Linked DNA regions of Homo sapiens: region 1 is linked to region 2. A link is a loop called in an ENCODE intact Hi-C map of the cell type or tissue named here. Cell type or tissue: B cell. All regions are shown on one strand. Links, peaks and the distances in the headings refer to the core of each region. The heading gives the core; the rest is flanking DNA. Region 1 overlaps RAP1GDS1 (Rap1 GTPase-GDP dissociation stimulator 1). Region 2 overlaps RAP1GDS1 (Rap1 GTPase-GDP dissociation stimulator 1).

Region 1 (10,954 bases), core at 1,073-9,072, 51 kb after region 2:
TACACCATAGAATACTATGCAGACATAAAAAAGGATGAGTTCATCTCCTTTGCAGGGATACAGAAGAAGCTAGAAACCATCATTCTGAGCAAACTATCACAAGGACAGAAAACCAAACACTGCATGTTCTCACTCATAGGTGGGAATTGAACAATGAGAACACTTGGACACAGCGGGGGGAACATCACACACCAGGGCCTGTCGTAGGGTAGGGGGCTGGGGAAAGGATAGCATTAGGAGAAATACCTAATGTAAATGACAAGTTAATGGGTGCAGCAAACCAACATGGCACATGTATACCTATGTAACAAACCTGCATGTTGTGCACATGTACCCTAGAACTTAAAGTATAATAAAAAAAAAGTTGATATTTTGACCTTCTCCCATGAATCATGAATATTCTTAATGGCATCTAGAATGGTAAATCCTTTCCAGGTTTTCAATTTAGTTTGCCCAAATCCACCAAAGAAATCACTATCTATGGCAGCTATAGCCTTATGAAATGTATAATAAGGCTTCGAAATTATTCCTTCATCCACGGATGTTGTGTTAACAGGCACAAAAATAACATTTATCTCCATGTACGTCAGAGCTCTTGGGTGACCAGGTGCATTGTCAATGAGCAGTAATATTTTGAAAGGGATCTTTTTTTTCTGAGCAGTATGTCTCAACAGTGGGCTTAAAACATTCAGTAAACCATGCTGTAAATAGATGTGCTGTCATCCAGACTTTGTTTTCCATTTTCAGAGAACAGGCAGAGAAATTTAGCATCATTCTGAAGGGCCCCAGGATTTTCAGAATGGTAAATGAATGCTGGCTTCAACTTAAAGTCACCAGCTGCATTAGCCCCTAATAAGAGAGTCAGCCTGTCCTTTGAAGCCAGGCATTGACCTCTCCACCCTAGTTATAAAAGTCCTAGGTGGCATCTCTTCCAATACCAAGCTGTTTCATCTATACTGAAAATCTGTTGTTTAGCACAGCCTCCTCCTTCATCAATGATTTTAGCTAGATCTTGTGGGTAACTTGCTTCAGCTTCTCCATCAGCAGCTGCTGCTTCATCTTTCACTTTCAGTGTTGTGAAGATGACTTCTTTCCTTAAACCTCATGAACCAACCTCTGCTAGTGTCCAACTTTTCTTAATGCAGTCTCCTCACCTCTCGGCCTTCTCAGAACTGAAGACAATCAGAGCCCTGCTCTGGATTAGGACATGGGAATGTTGTGGCTAGTATGATCCTCTAACCAGAGCGCTCAAAGTTTCTTCCTATCAGTAATAAGGCTGTTTAGACTTCTTATCATTCATGTTTTCAGTGGAGTAGAACTTTTAATTTCCTTCAAGAACTTTTCCTTTGCATTCACAACTTGGCTAACTGGCTCAAGAAGCCTAGCTTTTGGCCTATCTTTGCTTTCAACCTGCCTCCGCTTTCGACATGCTTTCCTCAATAAGCTTAATCATTTCTAGCTTGTGATATAAAGTGAGAGAGATGTGACTCTTCCTTTCACTGGAACACTTACAGGCCACTGTAGGATTATTAATTGGTCTAAATTAAACATTGTGTCTCATGCAATAGGGAGGCCTGAGGAGAGGAATAGAGATGGGGAGTAGGGGGTACGGCATAGCTAGTTGGTGGGGCAGTCAGACAGACACAATATTTATCAATTAAGTTTACCATCATACATGGGCATGGTTCACGGCACCCCAAAACAATCACAATAGTAACATCAAAGATCATTGACACAGATTACCAAAGTAGATATAATAATAATGTCTGAAATGTTGCAAGAATTACCATAATGTGACACAGATACACAAAGTAAGCACAAGGTGTTGGAAAAATGGCACTGAAAGACTTGCTCAACTTAGGGTTGCCATAAACCTTCAATTTGTAAAAAATACAGTATTTGTGAAGCTCAATAAAGTAAAGCACAATAAAATGAAGTTTGCCTATAATTACGTATGCTTAGCATTGTAGCCTAGAAGGGAGCCAAAAATCAATACAACAAATGAAATAAAGAACAAGGGCTAGCAAATTACCTTAGGGCTAGAAAATAAAGCAAGAATTCAACATGTGAGTGAATATTATCATAGAAGATTAGAGATGTGGAACTAGACATTAAATGCTTTTTTTCTTTAAAGACAAGTAAACACGCAGTATCTCACAGAGTTGTTCTATAAAAAATAAACAATTACGTGACTCTCGTATGAAATGGGAATTGCCATCAAGCAAGAAACTAAGTTAAATACAAAAAAAAAAAAAAGAGAACGAGGCAGGGGAAGACAGCTTACTTCTTCAGGGAGAGAGTTTAAAGCTGTATGGCACACTTTATGGTCCCCCCGGCAACACAAAATGGTCTTCATCCTCAAAATGGAATAAAATGGATAGAATTTTTATTACAAATAGAATGTTAATTTTTCTTGCCTTTGGGACTTTAATTTAAACTAATAGTTTCTCTTGCAAGGTGATTTAGATGCCACATTCTCCAAAGACAATTCCTGTCTTAATGTTTGGGGATGAAAATAGGTGGCCTATTGTTTTACATTTCCAAATAACCATAAAATAGAGTAACCATACTACAATCAAATAAGCATTTACTGAGAATCTTCTAACTATAATCTGAATCAAAAGAGACCAAAATAAACAGAAGCTGATTTCTTGGCTGGTAGCCTTCACACATTTACTAAAAACATTTTAAAACTGAGATCTGATGTATTTATATGAGTGAATGAATGACTTTATATTAATTTAGATCATAGATTTACACAAAATGCTTGCTTAAACAAAATGTTTTCATAAAATCTAGTAAGTATTCAAATCTTCTTGTCTCTTAAGATAGACACATATAGTATAAACGTTACAGAGAGAAATACTGCCAATGGTAAAAAAAGAAAACCACTCTAAAGCCATACATCAAAGTAAAAATTCTAATTTCAGATTACAGTCATTTGTAATATGCAATTCAAATGCACTAAATCACACAGTGTAAAAATTTCAAAAGCATTATTTTGTTCCTTTCAGAGATAACCTTTCCAGTAACAGGGTAATAGACTGTAAAATAAAATTTTGTTTATATTTCCATTACATACATTACCATCTTATATTTGTACAGAATGGAGAAATCTTTCTTTCCTGATCAGGTGCAATTATGGTACAGTTGTTATTTTTAGTTAAAACACCTGACACTAAGGAAGAATTATGAAACGAGAAGCTCTCTGTGTTTTTGTTGTTGTTGTTGTTGTTGTTGTTGTTTAAAAAGCAAGTACAGATTCTTCTAAGTTAAATGTTTTATAATTTTACATTTAGGAGGACAGAAGTAGCAATGGCTCAATCACCTTATTCAAGGAAGAACTGTAGAAAATTAACATCTCACTAATATATTTTACTTTTTCTTGTTAAAAAGGCATATGCTGACTTTATAAAGTGTATCAATAAATGCCTATAAAATACATATATCACTTTATAGTTCAAGAAAAACAGGCTTATCCACTTTAATAAAAATTTAGAGCTATTTTTATTAAAGAAAAAACAAAAATTTAAAACACAATGTTAAAACCTAGCTTCTTGGAATGATTTCACATTACATGAACTCAGCAAAAAGCTTCACTTTATTCAGATTACAATTTTTTATTTTGTAAATCAAGAGTTCAAATCCAAACTCTGGCTTCTTCCAGAGCAAGGCAAATAAGCTTATTAATCTGTTACCTCATCCTTTAAATGGTGATAATAATACCTACCTCATGGGACTATAGGAAAGATTAGATAGTGGCTATAATCCCCAGCCCAGTGCTAAACATACAGTAAGTGATCCAATGACAGGTGTCAAAGACTGAACATCTGCATGAACTCCTTTTTCCAATTCTTCTTTGTCAGTAGTCTTAGGCTTGAGGGCATTTATAAATTTTGTTTCAGATTGTTAACAAGACATTCCTTTTGTTCCCTTCCTGGGGCATCATTAGTTAAATTGGTGAGAGTTTATTGTTTTAATACCTTGTGGTTACGTGGCCTTAACATTTTGTGATACACAATTTCACAAGACCATTTTCAACAAAAGGTACAGTGAATAAGTCCGCAATGGGCTTATTCTAATGTAAGCTAATTTAATCTAATAATTATGAACTTCTCAGTGTTTCTTAAATCTGTTCTTTTAAAAGCTATACACTTTTTACTCCCTTTTTTCTTCATTTCCCTTCAACTTCATCTCTTTGTCTTCCAGTCTTCCTAGGAGACAAATGGGCAACCTCTACAGATGACCAAGAATATGACCCTTCATGTCCTTCAGTATCTAAAGCAAATGGTCTATTTAAAAGTTTACTGTCTAACAGAGAAAAAAAGTGTTGCTGAAAACAGACGAAGGTTATAATAAAACAACTGTTCAAAAAAATATACCTGAGATACTCAATTTACTTAGGTTAATTATGTTACTGTGTAAAGCTGCCTATACAGGCACATGTAAAAAAAAATCAGGTCATCGTGTGGTTCTTCCTAGTTTCTAGACCAGTGCTATCCATAAGAATTTTCTGTGATCATGGGAATATTTTATATCTGTGATCCCCAAGAGAGTGGTCATCTGCCAAATATAACTACTGAGAAGTGAGACTAAGGAACTTCCTTTTACATTTTATTTACTTGTATTAAATTTAAATAGCCACATGTGTCCACTAAAATGGATAGCAGGCTTAGACGTTCTCCTTTCCTGTCCTTTTTCTTTACCATTTTGAGCCTTATCTGGATGCTCTTATTGAACTCCTTGTTTCAAATCTCTTCCTGTTATCTCTATGATTAAACAGCATGACAGTTGTAATCTAAAATAATTACTGAAAAATAATTTTAAAAGCTAGCTCTAAAATGTGCTTTTTTGATGAAAAGTACTGCAATCAATTATTTTAGATTTTTCTAATCAAGGTTTACTAAAAAATAAAAAAAACATATATCAATAAGTGTTGAAACCTTACAATTAAAACCTTAACAATATATACGTTCCCCTCCATTCTTTGTCAGCTACATAATTAGTTTCAGGATAGGACAAGAGCATAATTAAAAACAAGTACAGAAAAAACCACAGCACAACCAAGCAGAATTAAGATAACAAATGAAAATCACTCTATACTGATCTATTAATGGTGATAATACAGAAATTAGTGACTAGAAATAGGATAAATAAAATGCAACACAATGGTCAATGAAGAACTGTGCAGTTTCTATCTCTAGCATTATTTATCACATCAAAGATAAAATCCTACCCCAATTTCAAAAGATTTTTGATGACTTCTAATGGTTCCTTCCAAATTTATCTATGCATACATATTATTTTAAGGTACAATTATTTTAAAATATGATAAGATTCCAAAAAAATGTTAAGTGTTTTAAGCTCCCCCTCTGTTTCTCCTCTCTCTCCCTCCCCACTCTCCCCACATATAAAACAATCTATTTTTAAAGCACAGATGTAGGTGCTAAGAAAAACAACTACGATGCTTGACTGTTAGAAATGAAACAATGGCCTCTCTCTGGGACTGGTATTAATGTCATCACCACCCATCAATTCCTCCTTTCTTTGCCTATCAGCTTGGCTTTGAGGATCTTGCGGGGGCGTGGAGGGAAGTAGGAGGGTAGAACATGTAAAACAATCTCAGTATTCAGGGATATGATTCAAAAGAATTCAAGTTATATGAATACAAAGTTATGTGCTTAACTACATACCAGTTTCTGAATGACTACTGATTTGATTTTCTTCTTTGGAATTTGAGTAAACATAATGAAACTTACTATTTTGAGCCAGGGCTTGAAGCAGACAATCCAAGCATCCTTCTAAACTATCCTCAGTCTTGTCAACAGCTGTTATCTTCAGCTTCTTCAAGGTATCACTGAGATTATCTGCTTAAAGAAAAAAAAAAATCAGAAACTCAACCTTATGACCACCATATGTTACATGACAAAAGGATAAACAGTTACCACTAAACTGGAGAGCTTCCTATAATAGCAAATTAACCTCCACGTACATTCCAAAATGGCATTAGACTGTACTATTAAAAAAATTTTAAATGCACTTTGTTCACTTAACTCAGATATGAAATATTCATTCTGCTATGTGTAAGATACCAGGAATATTCCAAATATTATCAAAGAACATCTTTTTTCCATATTCTTATAACTTATTGAGCTTGTTCAGGAAAGCATCTATGGCTTAGAAAAATTAAATGTTCATAAAAAATTATATAGTTTTACAAACATTTTATTTCATTGTTCACTTCCTCTGTTGTACATTAAAGACATAAAAAATGAAGGTTTAGAAAAATTTCAAAATAATATGATTCCAAATAATACAAAGTGTGATAACTACAAAACTTACACTGTCATTTCAAAAATACTTCACATCAAAGTACTGCTTTAAGCCCTAACATGCATATTTTGGATTATAAAGCTATGCTTTCTTCCTAAATTATATGTGAATTCCTCTAGATCACAGATTCTCAAAACCTCTTTACACTATTAAAAGTTATTGAGAATCCCAAAGAGCTTTTGTTTATATTATTGCTATAGACATTTAACATACTACAAAATCAAAACTGAGACTTTTTAAAATTATTTAGTAATTTACTTAAATGTAACAATTATAAACCTACTGCACATTAACATAATTAGCATTTTAATGAAAAAAATTATTTCCTAACAAAAAAATTTAGCAAGAAGAATAGCATTGTTTTTTTTTTTTCTTTTATTATACTTTAAGTTCTGGCTTACATCTGCAGAACATACAGTTTTGTTACATAAACATGTGCCATGGTGGTTTGCTGCACCCATCAACCTATCACTTACATAAGGCATTGTTTTACATTTTTAGAAATTTCATCCAGGCCCGGTGGCTCATGCCTGTAATCCCATCACTTTGGGAGGCCAAGGTGGAAGGATCACTTGAGGCTAGGAGTTTGATACCGGCCCGGGCAACAAAGTGAGTCCTCTTCTCTAAGAAAAATAAAAATAAAAAAATTAACTGCATATGGTGGCATGTGCCTGTATTCCCAGCTACTCAGGAGGCTGCAGTGGGAGGATCACTTAAGCCTGAGGAGTTTGAGTCTACAGGGAGCTAGGATTGCTCCACTGCACTCTAACCTGGGTGGCAGAGCAAGACCCTATCTCTTAAAAAAAAAAAAGGAAAAAAAAAAAATCTCCATAATGTGGTTCAACAGAAGATGACTGGACTCTCGTATCTTCTTCTGTATTCAATCTTGGTTAATATGCTGTTTTGGTTTGAATAGATGAAGAAAATTTAGTCTCAATATATACGTAGTTGGAAAACACGTGAGTATTTTAACAGCCTTTTCAGATAATTGCGGATATTCACTGATATACTAAAACTGGACACCTGGCAGTTCCTTAAAGGTTAGTTGCCCTGCTAAGCCGAAACAATATGAAAGCTTCCATTTTCCAGAAGAGGAAAGATTTATCTGATTTATCTGATTAAGGCTGAGGACTACTGGACATGTATGGCTCAACCCCTTCTGCATTCCTGTTATTTTAGAAACAACAAGAATTTTCTGTTCTACACCTGTGGCTGTCCAGGTGTACAGTGACAAAATGAGTAAATATGTATAATTCAGCAGTAAATTACTAGTAATCCCATTGTGACTCTACAAATAGAGGCCTTAACTCTAGACTTTATTAATTTTAAAGCAGATATTTTAAATTCTAGCAGACGACTCATATGCTTATATCTCCAGTGGTTCTAAGCTTGGGTAAGAAACAGAGGATATTATTTTTGTACTCCTTCAAACCATGACAGTAAATTTCAGTAGTAAATCCTTAGCATCCAAATTACTTTTTGTGTAATTCCAGAGAGCTGTATTTTACATTTCCTTAAAAGCACTGAAATTGTTCTAATGAAAATTTGTCAGCCTCTGGCTGGTAATGAGGCAGTAAGTAGAGATAGAAATGGAGAAGTATTAACAAATAAAATAAAATTTTTTCTTAAAACAATTTCTTTCCTATATATCAACATATGGTCTAGTTCGTCTTGTGAAATATGTGACATCTTCAAAGGGTTAAAGCAAAGTTGACTTGGTCATTAAAATTCTGAGTCTCCCACTTCTTACCCACTCAATCGCTCCTTAAAACCTGATCTAACCAAGTCCTCTAAAAGCCTATCAAAATTACTCTGTCAAAGGTTTTAAATGATATCTTGACAAAGCCAATGAATTTTTCTCAATCCTCTTGTTTGATATCTCTGTAGCAATAGACAGTTTTTCCATTTCTGAAACACCTCTTAACTTAGAAACATCAGTCTAAACACTTGTTTTTGGTCTTCTTCAATAGATCTTCCTTCTCTATCTGCCCCTTTAATATTAGTGTGACCCCAGTTGTGCACAGAGCCTCTTCTCTTCCTGAATAATATATGCATGCCCTTCAGAATATTAGGATGGTATGCTCTTTCCTTCTGTCCTCCCTTCTTTTATTCAGCTGGACAGACCACTTGCTTTATGTCCCTATCAATATAAAGAATTACCACATTTTAGGCCTTGATACATTTGGATAAAACCTGATGCAACTTCTGGTAACCGTGAACAGCTAACTATCATTCCTCGCATTTCTCAAAAGTCTCTGTTAAAGACAAACAGCTATACTTTCCCACTAAAACCTTCAAACTTTGCCAAGCCTTTTTTTTCTTTTATCTTAGGCACCAGAGGCTCTTTATGCTCCAACCTCTCTTCTATAAACCAGAAACAAATTATTTACTGGTCTGTAAGTACTTGCTGCAATGGAAGAGTTTTCATAAGACCTAAATTTTTAGCTATCAGTTCCTTTCTTAACATCAATCTAAGAAAAACTAATGAGGAAAGTGATGCTGTTTTAATATTTAAATAATTTGACCATAAAAGTACTTAAGATCATCACCAACAACAAAGAATACACTTGACTGTGAAGAAAGGACTGTCCCAAAGAACAAATCTCAAGACAGTGTCATGTTAAACTAGGAAGTCATGAAATTCTTTATGTTATTTGTGGTGGCATTTTTCAGTTTATCTTCCTCACAATATTATTCAGAAATGGTAGCTTTATTTTCAAGGTTATTGGATCTAAAACTTCATACTTTTAAATGTTAATCAATTCTATCACTTTACTATATGCCAGTAAGTAGATACATGGGTATATAGATAGATATGTGTTTGTTATCTTTGGACAATTATACCATTGCTGATGATAAAACCGACAGGAGACAAGTACACAAGAACTGCTAACTGAGCTTGTAAAAGTTCAAGACATTTTTACCTCACTTCAAATGTCACTCAATTTTTTTCTGTATCTATTATTTTCACATAACTATCTAGTAACAAAGCTTTACTTTGAAAGCATCACTATCCACATCAAATCCAAAAAAAAAAATATTTCTGTGCTAATGTGGTTTTCAAGTACCTAGAATACAGCCAATGCATGAATGGAAGAATTTCAAGTTTATCTCAAAATGAATGGCATTAAGTCAATTTGGGGCACCTGGCTTAGCAGCTGGAAATAATAGCAATCTCTCTTGAATATTATGTTTTACTTATCTAAAGGGTTTAGTATCTGACAGAATGAAGCTATTTTTAAAAGCTTCTCTAATGAAGTAGGAATAGTAGTTTCTGTTAGCATGTCAAGTGGAAAGGACTGTGTTTAAAAATTATAATATTTTCAGTTTTACTATGTTGTATTTTCAGTTTCCTACTTTTCTTTCTTTTTTTTTTTTTTTTTTTTTGTTTACCAGAGCTGGTCCTAAACCGATCAGAAACTTTTACAACTCACATTATGCCATCTCCCATTACTTTCTCACACAACATCATGTGTGTCAGTCCCACCACATTATTGGCTTTTTCCCAAGCACACTTTCATTTTCACAATTGTGAGAATTAAATTCTTTTCTAAAATTCCTTTCTGTGCATTTTCCACATCTAGCATGGCTACTTACTTGGCGAAGTCAACTAATATGCCAAGTCTTGCATGAAGCTTTCTGTATTCCTGCAGTCAGAGGAACCTTCCTTTTCTAGGCTCCCACATTTTGTTTATACCTTGATAAACATGAAAGTTTCTATTTTTATATAGATTCTTTAATGTTAAATTTATTCCAAAAGATTTTAGAATTTTGTGATTGCTGAGAATTAAATAAGTTGTCCCATTTTCATGGGTAGGTGACATATCTACAGTAAAAAAAGGGCTACCTTGTATAATTATCACATATTCAGTCACCATTCAAATTATCTTACTTCTTAGCAAGCTAAAAAAGTTTAAGCACAAAAATCATGCCTCTTGATCTTGGAACATATCCCTGTGGATAAAGGGGGACTACTGTATTATAATCAAATTCTCCAGTTATTCCCCATTTCACTGACTTCTAATGATATGAAAAAAAATCATGCTTCTCTTCACTGCTGCTGCGGCTACAGATGCTTGCTGTTAAGATATAAACAGACACTTCTCAAAAGAAGACATTTATGCAGCCAACAGACACATGAAAAAATGCTCATCATCACTAGGCCTTAAGAGAAATGCAAATCAAAACCACAATGAGATACCATCTCACACCAGTTAGAATGGCGATCATTAAAAAGTCAGGAAACAACAGGTGCTCGAGAGGATGTGAAGAAACAGGAACACTTTTACACTGTTGGTGGGACGGTAAACCAGTTCAACCATTGTGGAAGTCAGTGTGGTGATTCCTCAGGGATCTAGAACTAGAAATACCACTTGACCCAGCAATCCCATTACTGGGTATATACCCAAAGGATTATAAATCATGCTGCTATAAAGACACATGCACACGTATGTTTACTGCGGCACTATTCACAATAGCAAAGACTTGGAACCAACCCAAATGTCCAACAATGATAGACGGGATTAAGAAAATGTGGCACATATACACCATGGAATACTATGCAGCCATAAAAAACGATGAGTTCATGTCCTTTGTAGGAACATGGATGAAGCTGGAAACC
Region 2 (10,954 bases), core at 1,119-9,118:
TTATTTTGCTTGTTTTGTTATTGCTATTCAGGCAATGGCAACATTGAAGAATTACTGTGTTTCTTTTATGTTTTGCCTATATGATACCAATCTTTCAAAATTTGGACTCTACAATCAATAGCTTCAAGTATTCTTGGAATAATAGAGGGTAAATAATTACAGAAAAATTGTGGAATCAAAACTCTTTGGAACCATTTTTTACTCAAAAACATATAAAGATAAAACAAAGCTAATATATTCCTCAGCTTTCAGTCACTGTCAGTCTCTGGATAAAGTAAAAAAGAATTTCTTCTAAAACTCATTTGCTTTTCAGCTAATTTACTTTTTTAAACAAAGAGTGGTAGTCCTCGCTAGCTAATTTTAAAGACATAAAGTTATCATGCTTCAGGCAGATATATTAAAAAAAAAAACAGGGATGTTTAAGAATCTGTTTAAAATGTGCAAAAATCATAAGCATTCTTATACACCAATAACAGACAAACAGAGAGCCAAATCATGAGTGAACTCCCATTCACAATTGCTTCAAAGAGAATAAAATACCTAGGAATCCAACTTACAAGGGATGTGAATGACCTCTTCAAGGAGAATTACAAACCACTGCTCAACGAAATAAAAGAGGACACAAACAAATGGAAGAACATTCTATGCTCGTGGATAGGACGAATCAGTATCGTGAAAATGGCCATACTGCCCAAAGTAATTTATAGATTCAATGCCATCCCCATCAAGCTACCAATGACTTCCTTCACAGAATTGGAAAAAACTACCTTAAAGTTCATATGGAACCAAAAAAGAGCCCACATTGCCAAGTCAATCCTAAGCCAAAAGAACAAAGCTGGAGGCATCACACTACCTGACTTCAAACTATACTACAAGGCTACAGTAACCAAAACAGCATGGTACTGGTACCAAAACAGAGAGCTAGACCAATGGAACAGAACAGAGGCCTCAGAAATAATACCACACATTTACAACCATCTGATCTTTGACAAACCTGACAAAAACAAGAAATAGGAAAGGATTCCCTATTTAACAAATGGTGCTGGGAAAACTGGTTAGCCATATGTAGAAAGCTGAAACTGGATCCCTTCCTTACACCTTATACAAAAATTCATTCAAGATGGATTAAAGACTTAAATGTTAGACCTAAAACCATAAAAACCCTAGAAGAAAACCTAGGCAATACCATTCAGGACATAGGCATGGGCAAGGACTTCATGTCTAAAACACCAAAAGCAATGGTAACAAAAACCAAAATTGACAAATGGGATCTAATTAAACTAAAGAGCTTCTGCATTGCAAAAGAAACTACCATCAGAGTGAACAGGCAACGTACAGAATGGGAGAAAATTTCTGCAATCTACTCATCTGACAAACGGCTAATATCCAGAATCCACAAAGAACTCAAACAAATTTACAAGAAAAAAACAAACAACCCCATCAAAAACTGAGCGAAGGATATGAACAGACACTTCTCCAAAGAAAACATTTATGCAGCCAACAGACACATGAAAAAATGCTCATCATCACTGGCCATCAGATAAATGCAAATCAAAACCACAATGAGATACAATCTCACACCAGTTAGAACAGTGATCATTAAAAAGTCAGGAAACAACAGGTGCTGGATTGGCTGTGGAGAAATAGGAACACTTTTACACTGTTGGTGGGACTGTAAACTGGTTCAACCATTGTGGAAGACAGTGTGGCGATTCCTCAAGGATCTAGAACTAGAAATACCATTTGACCCAGCAATCCCATTACTGGGTATATACCCAAAGGATTATAAATCATGCTGCTATAAAGACACATGCACACGTATGTTTACTGTGGCACTATTCATAATAGCAAAAACTTGGAACCAACCCAAATGCCCATCAATGATAGACTGGATTAAGAAAATGTGGCACATATACACCATGGAATATTATGCAGCCATAAAAAACGAATGAGTTCATGTCCTTTGTAGGGACATGGATGAAGGTGGAAACCATCATTCTCAGCAAACTATCACAGGGACAAAAAAACAAACACCACATGTTCTCACTCACAGGTGGGAATTGAATAATGAGAACACTAGGACATAGGAAGGGGAACATCACACACCGGGGCCTGTTGTGGGGTGGGGGTACGGGGGAGGGATAGCATTAGGAGATATACCTAATGTAAATGACGAGTTAATGGGTGCAGCACACCAACATGGCACATGTGTACATATGTAACAAACCTGCACGTTGTGCACATGTACCCTAGAACTTAAAGAATAATAATAATAAAAAAGAATATGTTTAAAATGTTATACATATTATGTTGGAGAGGCTTCAGAATGGCTGACAGTCGTCCTTCTTCAAAGGGGTTCCTACTACCTATACCTCTACATTCACACCTGCTATCTTTCACAGCTGGCTGGATTCTGACTCAATAGCCTAAAAGATGGTCTACTTTGAAGGATTTCCTAAAAAGAACAATGGCGATGAACTTAAAAAGAAACAGGCAAAAAATCAGATTCTCTCTCTAGGCAATTTGAACTCGGAGAACTGAAAATTTTGGTTCGGGGAAAGGGGCAGTACTGCAAGGGAAAGAGGCTGAAACCAAGATACATGCAGAATGACAGTGAATAGAAATCAACGTTAGTGGATGCCATTATGCTGTAGAAAGCAGGAGCCATTAAGTGTTTCTGTATATGTGTATTTGCCTACACAACATAGAATTCACTTTTTTTTCTTTGCAAAACATGTATAGGTTAATGTAGAAATTCAATACAGAGGTTTAAGGAATAGGTACTGCTCTATTTCAATATCAATAAAAATAAAAAGTTGATTTCCACCTAAGACTAATGTTTTTCCCTTTGACTGTAGTAATACATTCATTAAATAATTGTCGATTATTTTTTATTCTTTTGTAAATTTAGAGTGTTAACGCTTTACTTTCTTTCTTTTACTTTCTCAAACCTACTTGAATTACATATTCTTTCAGCAGCATCATAAAGTACAGGCTGTGATGAAAATTATTTTCTTTTTATATACACCAAGATTTATATCCCCCTCACATATCCTCAAATATTAAAAAACCTAACATCTACTTTCTCCACTTTTACCTACCTGAAGAAACTATTTTATTAAAACTCTCTTTTAAACCAAAATTTTCAAGCCAAATAAAAACACTGAGTAGTAGAGTCCACCTCAGTGTTTATTAGACTAAATCATAACATATTCATGTTTGAATTTTCTCTAATAACTTCCCTGTATTAACTCTTAGCTTTTTATATTTTTCTTTTGAAAAACAAGGAAAACTATGAGGCATGAATATAAAAGAATGAGTGACTTTTATATGTGGGTTGTCAAACTGACATTTATATTTTTCACTCACTCTTTGTACTGCCCTTGTTTTTAAAGAAAGTACTGGCCGGGCGCAGTGGCTCACGCCTGTAATCCCAGCACTTTGGGAGACCAAGGTGGGCAGATCACGAGGTCAGGAGTTCGAGACCAGCCTGGCTAACATGGTGAAACCCCGTCTCTACTAAAGATACAAAAAATTAGCCGGGTGTGGTGGTACGTGCCTGTAATTCCACCTACTCAGGGGGCTGAGGCAGGAGAATTGCTTGAACCCGGGAGGTGGAGCTTGCAGTGAGCTGAGATCGCACCATTGCACTCCAGCCTGGGCGACTCCCTCTCAAAAAAAAAAAAAATAAATAATCATTCTTACAAAATGACGGAGGTTAAGCTTCCAACACTGAGGTCTCGAGGTATACTTTAAGCTACCTGACAATATAGTGCATTTTTCTGGAGTCTCAACTTTATTCAATGATTTTTCTAGGGCACACATGCATTTTATACTAAAATAAACATGTACTACATGTACCTGTTATGGAATAGAGGGCAAAATTAAAATAAATAAAACAGAACAGGAGACTTCTGTATTTCTGGTTAATGCTCTCACCAGGTCCTCTTGGGTGTACATTTTCACTCTTTTGTTGTTAAGAGCACTCAGGCGGAAGTTTTGATAAACACTTTGCAATATGATAAAGTACACAGAAGAACAAAAAAAGCATAATGTTAATCAAAAGTACTGATTCTGTACTGCTTTATACTGAAACGTGGTTCTCAAGCTTTATACTCATCAGCATTACCTAGAGGACTTGTTAAAACAGATGGTTGGGCCCACTCTTGAGTCCCTGATTCAGTAAGTCTGGGTGAGTGGATCCAAGAATTTGCATGTAACAAGTTCCCGGGTGAGTCTGTTGCTGCTACAGGTCAAAGGCAGGGAACTACTTTAGAGGAACAGACATAAAGCAGTTCAACTTTTGCTGGTTTTTATACATTTTCACATCAGTTACCAGCCCAATCTTTCAGGTTACATGCTGCTACCGCTGTACTCAGACCACCTCTACACATTCCACTGCCATCATAAATTCTCATTTACTGAAAAGAAATGAAAGGAGAGAAACAAACTAGTGCATAAAATCCAACTATCATCACTTAAGTGTGATGACAGGTAAGATATTTAGCCTCTATGTTTTCTTATCTGTATAAAATAACTCTATCTCATATGGGATTGAAATAATGTACACAACACTTAAATTATGTTAGCACAAAATCATAGCTGGCATTAAGAAGTATTACTATTATTATTAAATACTTTGAGAGCCCAATTCTGAAATATTCACAGATATGTCATATCTTATTTGTCCTTTGCCTCATATCAGTCTTAAGTCTATTATATAAGGGAATAATACATTTAAAAGGTCTAAAAAATCTTTTACTATAATTTATGGTCAAAGCTACCCTCCCACATTAAACTCGCCCACGGAACTTCTTACAAATCCTCTAAATTTTGAATGTCAGCACAAAGGTGTGTTAATTTTTAAAGATTCTTTTTGTGCGTACAAAAACCTATTTGGGGTTTATTTGAATGGAAGAAGTATATGCTAATATTTCTCCTCTGTGCACAGCAGAGTAAAGATGAACAAATTAACTTCCAACCTCATATTCTCTGGTTCATACAATCTTTTTCATCGTCAATTTCTAAAAAGAAATATATGCCCAATCAGTGTACTATGTTGTGTCAGGTTGCATTTCTGAAGTTACGTATTTCTTTTGAAAAGAACACTCAAAGGCCAGAATCAGTGGCTCATGCCTGTAATCCCAGCCCTTTGTGAGGCCAAGGCGGGAGGATCCCTTGAATCCAGGAGTTCGAGACAAGCCTGGGCAACATAGGGAGACCTTGTCTTTACAAAAAATAATAATAATTTAAAAATTAGCCAGGCATGGTGGCACATGCCTATGGTCCAGCTACTCAGGAGGCTGAGATAGGAGGATTGCTTGACCCTGGGAGGTCAAGGCTGCAGTGAACCGTGATCCTGCCACTACACTTCAGCCTGGGCGACACAGTAAGACCCTGTCTCAAAAACAAACAAACAAACAAAAACACTCAACAAGACTCTGGTCCACTTTCTCAGCCAATCACTTAAAAAAGTAATGTGGTCATGGAGTAATAAACACCATACCAATGTATCCTATTTATTTTAACCAGTGGAGGTTAGTGATATGCCCTTTATCAGCCTCTGATTAAAAGTATAAACATTAAAAATTCTATTATGTCTTTCGAACATAGCTGTCATCTACTAGAGTATTACTGTAAGAAACTCTTCAAAGCAGAGTTGTCATGAAATTGTGACAGAGCATTATGAGGAATATTATTAAGTAAGAGAATATAGGAATGGCAATCCATTTCACAAAAATCTGTTATCCAAAATTTCAGATTTTATACTATAAGAATGCTTAAGAAAAAAGATTTTAAGATAAAAATTGTGGAGTCTCTACCTTGATTTCTGGAAATCTATACTATGACTCTAACAAAGTTAAAAATAAAAGACTTGTTCTTAAAAACCAAGATGCTGGGTATCTAAGAAAATTCAGATAGGGGTTGGTCCAGGTTAACAAGCAATGTCTGGAAAGAATTCATTTTCAAACTAGATCTGCTTCTTAGATGTGACATATAAGAGTGATAAGTGGCCAATTTTCTAACAACCACCAAAAAATCATATACCAATATAGAATCTAACTGGAACTTGAAATGCATTTTGAGAACCTCTACACAAATGACACAGCTTCAAACAATTTTCTTTTTGGCAACACATCTAAAAATACATTGTTTTACCAGCCCAAACCAACATATACTGGTACTTTACAAAGCCACCTGCCATGATGATTACGCAAATTCCTTCACTTTAAAGAATAATATATGAAACATACTACAATAAAAGGCTAAAAAATAATGTAAAACTGACAAACTGAGGCAAACTAAAGGTATTATATATAGTACGGCCTTCTTATATGCTTAAACATTGCTTTAGGAATTCAGTGTTTTTCTCAAACGGACTGAATTAAAACCACATGCAAATATTTATGCTATGATATAATTCATCCAAAGAATCTCTCAGTGTATAAATAGTACACAATCTAAACTTTGTTGTCATTATTGTTTTTCCAGAGTATTCTTACATGGAAACTTAAGAAATATATGGTGAGTGTAGAAAATAGAACGTATATTCCAACTATACTGTTGAAGTGCCAATGTCGGAACAATAGGCCAAACTAAAAAAGAACAGTGAGTTTATGTGGGTATAACACAAACAAACATAAATATTTAAAAATATATTATCTCTTATGGCAATAAAGATGAATGACTCAGTGGCAAGTTCAAGAATCTTATACCCAAAGTAATAAATAACACAGGTATAGCTGAGGGCAGCAGAGCTTTCCCATAATTCTACTGAGAAGGAATGGGTTATCAGATGGGACAGGTATGAATGACTGTAACTATAGCCATTTAAAACAATTACATGAAGAGTCAAACAAAAGATAAATAGAAATAAAAAATGTCTAATCTACAAAATTAAAACATAAATTAATAAAGCATACTGACAAGTAAGATGTAAAACTGAAGACGTTCCCAGCAGAAAAGTTCTTGAGGTAAACCTCACCATTTTTGGCTACTTCTGCTATGATGTTAGCTACTTTGGCTTTGCAGGAAGACTGTGGAGTCAACAGACTTGCAAACAGCTGAAGTATTCCACTTGCTTGGATTTTTTCACTTGTTTCCGTATCTAAAAGAGATACATACAAAGAGCTTCAGTGAAAATCTTTAATGCTAACACTGACAACCATTATCTACAATAAATTCTTCAAGAATTTTTCCCACCCATAATAGAAATTAGTTTCGGTATACATTCAAATATATGTCTTTATACAAAATTACCTTCTGCTCCACAAGCTGCTTTTATTTTGAGTTTTAATCGGCACAAAACACTTGATAATATAATATTTTGTTTATTTACAGTCAGACTATAAAGAAGTTCTTTCTGAATATATCATTTGCATACCAAACTTACTCTCAATGTTAGTTCTAACCCTGTCTATTCAGAATATAAATGCTTTTTTTCTACATCTCTTCTGAATTCTAAGAGCTATCACTTTATATAAACTCTATGGTTCCCTATAATGCCATAGCAACTTTAAAAAATGGCAATTAGGCAAAAAACTCACCTCCTATCATTTTATACGGAATGAAAAGTGATAGTCAAGGGATTACATGGTTCCTATGACTCCTATGTTTTTCATGCAACTCATTCACATCACCATTAATGAAGAAGAGAAATAGTACACTGCAAAAACCCATAGTATTCTGAACTCTATTTGGTGATACAGAAATTCAAGAGGCCCCCACTTCTTTCCTTTCCTTGTTAAAATACAAATAATGGGCCTATAAAAACAAGCTACTTCATGTATGTTACTGAAAGAATGACCTATTAAAATATGTTAAAAATAAAGAAAAGCTCAAAGAAATAAAATTATTATTTGTGAACAATGAAGAGAAATGGCATGTGTTTAAAGCTAGAGGTTATAAGGCTCATTAAAACATTCAATTGAAATTTGTTTCTATATGTAGCTCCTCTATGTCCTTTAGATTCTTGGATATACATACAAATAATAGAGAACCCTAAAAATTTCTTGTTAACTAAATGGCAGCTGATGTGATCAGTAAAGAGGAGGAAAATCATTTTTTATAATTTGAGAAAGTCCACAAAAAAGTACGTAACATATTTCTTTATAATAAGTGCTGATTGTTTAATACAGTTTTTCAAACTGTGGGTCCCAATCCATTATGAGCGCTAAAATCTACTTGGGGAATGAAGACTAGAAACTGGTTAAAATAAAAGAATTAACAACATCTACAACAAAAAAGAAGAGAAAAATATTGCACATGGTAAGGTCAAACATTATGATTGAAATTTTGGTTTGAATTATGTATATGCATATGCATATGTGCCTGTAAGTATATATGTACTGTATGTAAAATGTATTTCCAATCATGGGTTTGAGGAAAGTGAAAAACCACTGCTCCTTGTACCCCTTGACTACCAGGATTTGGAGTTAAGGAATGATAACACTCCAGTTTATTTTACTGGACTAAAAAGTAAGTTTTTAAGGAACCACGTGAAAATGTGACACCTAAGATTTTTTTTTTTTTAAGCAAAAAGCCATAAAGAACTAAACTTAATTTGCCATGTTAAAATCTTTCCTTTTCTGACCATTGCTACCAGAAGAAATATAACCTTAGAACACTGGGTCATACTGCCCCAGGGGTCTAGCCCCACCATCTGCTGGTACTGGGATGACAGCAAGAGTCTGGCATAAGGCATGAATCATGATTAGATATGAAGCCGAAGCATTTGTTATGTGTGGAGGCGAGCAGTTAACTGCAAATCACCCATGCATGTCTCATTTAACTGTAACTAAAAGAGTGGCTTAATATCATAGTGGAATGTCAGGGGCAAGGGGAAAACAAAACAAAACAATGCTAACTCTTGCACTCCAATGACACTTTCCACAGATTAAATCCAGTGAACTGGGAGAATAGCTGTACTAAACAGGAATCCAGAATTTGAAAATAGTATTTTCACTGCTATTGTCAAAGAAATAAAAGGGAAAAACATAACCTGGTTTTTCACATAAATCTGATTTACGATTTAGAAAAATCTAACAGGAATTATTTTTACCTGCTAGCATGTAGATTTCTATATAGGTTTAGAATGTAAACGTCTGGGAACTACCATTTTTCTGTGACATAAAAAAGTAAAGAACAAATTTGTACTTTATCACTCAAACACCACTGTCCAATAAATAACTACAAAGTGTATTTTTTTATTTTTTAAACTTTTATTTTAGGTTTAGGGTACATGGGTAGGTTTCTTATATAGGTAAATTGCATGTCATGGGGGTTTGGTGTAAAGATTATTTAGTCACTTAGGTAATAAGCATAGTACCCGATAGGTAGTTTTTCAATACTCATCTTCCTCCCACCCTCCCTCCTCAAGTAGGTCCCAGTGTCTGCTGTTCCCTTCATTGTATCCATATGTACTCAATGTTTAGCTCCCACTTTTTATATATATATTTACATATATACATATATGTGAATATATATTTTTTCTTTTTTGAGACGGAGTCTTGCTCTTTCAACTAGGCTGGAGTGAAGTGGTGTGATCTCAGCTCACTGCAAACTCTGCCTCTTGGGTTCAAGTGATTCTCATGCCTCAGCCTCCCAAGCAGCTGAGATTACAGGTGTGCACCCCAATGCCTAGCTAATTTTTGTATTTTTTAGTAGAGATGGGGTTTTGCTATGTTGGCCAGGCTGGTCTTGAACTACTGGCCTCAAGTGATCTGCCTCAAGTGATCTACCTTAAGTGCTTCCCCAAGTGCTGGGATTACAGGTGTGAGCCACCATGCCTGGCAGCTCCCACTTAAGTGAGAATGTGTGGTCTTTGATTTTTGTTTCTGTGTTAGTTTGCTTAGGATAATGACCTACAGCTTCATCCATGTTGCTGCAAAGGACATAATCTCACTCATTTTATGACTATGTAGTATTCCATGGTGTATATATACCACATTTTCTTTATCCAGTATACCATCGATGGGCTTAAGTTGATTCCATGTCTTTGTTACTGTGAATAGTGCTGCGATGTGTGTGTCTTTATCGTAGAATGATTTCTATTCCTTTGGGTACATGACCAATAATACAATTGTTGGGTAGAATGGTAGTTCTGTTTTAAGTTCTTTGTAAAATGGCCAAGCTAATTTCCACAATGGCTGAACTATTTACATTCCCACCAGCAGTGTATAAGCATTCCCTTTTCTCTGCAACCTCACCACCATCTTTTATTTTTTGACTTTTTAATAACAGCTATTCCAACTTGTAGAATGATTTCTATTCCTTTGGGTACATGCCCAATAATACAACTGTTGGGTAGAATGGTAGTTCTATTTTAAGTTCTTTGTAAAATGGCCAAGCTAATTTCCACAATGGCTGAACTATTTACATTCCCACCAGCATTGTATAAGCATTCCCTTTTCTCTGCAACCTCACCACCACCTGTTATTTTTTGACTTTTTAATAATAGCTATTCCAGCTTGTATAAACTACAAAGTTTTAACTTCATTTCATATATACTTTTTGCACTGGCATTACACTGTATCTCAAAATGTATATTGACCTGTGAACTGAGGATGTTCTCAGATATCTGTGAAAACCCTTGAAACAATTTTAAAATGGCACTAAGGAGTAGTCAGGGGTTGATGATTCCATGTCCAAATGAATGGCTACTTGTTAAAAAAAAAAATCAAAAACGATGCACTGTGATCAGAAGTCTTGTTTAAAAAAAAAAGGTAGACTCTTCACTATCTGTAGCCAGACTACTATTGACATTTTAACTACACTCCTTTTTAATGTTTGCAGGAATCAATTCAACATCTTTCTCCTCCTTCACATCTAGGTGCAGTGACAAAAATGTTTGAGAATGCCTACAAATTATAGGCAACTGGCAGTTTTTGAATTTTGAGGACCCATATAAGACGGGCAATTGCTACTTTAAAATAGTATCTGTGTGAGCTGAGGC

What was found. Hi-C counts contacts between places; a loop is a spot of excess contacts. Peaks named below come from ENCODE experiments on the same cell type or tissue, not always from the same donor. Only the 100,000 strongest peaks of a DNase experiment are listed, where the experiment ranks them.
Region 1: it touches region 2 in a loop (1.9-fold over the local background); 2 of 110 quality-filtered maps call a loop at or near these places.

Annotation. Positions count from the first base shown.
Region 1 is chr4:98,288,321-98,299,274 of GRCh38, reverse strand. RAP1GDS1 (Rap1 GTPase-GDP dissociation stimulator 1) reads right to left here. Exons shown (of 15, transcript NM_001100427.2): 2 at 5,760-5,867. Among named protein-coding and RNA genes, the nearest start is that of RAP1GDS1, 32 kb to the right of the region's middle. In B cell, for the core only: no CTCF peak of the experiment used is centred there; no DNase peak of the experiment used is centred there; H3K27ac peaks cover 1,391 bases.
Region 2 is chr4:98,339,293-98,350,246 of GRCh38, reverse strand. RAP1GDS1 (Rap1 GTPase-GDP dissociation stimulator 1) reads right to left here. Exons shown (of 15, transcript NM_001100427.2): 3 at 6,986-7,108. Among named protein-coding and RNA genes, the nearest start is that of RAP1GDS1, 83 kb to the right of the region's middle. In B cell, for the core only: no CTCF peak of the experiment used is centred there; no DNase peak of the experiment used is centred there; H3K27ac peaks cover 550 bases.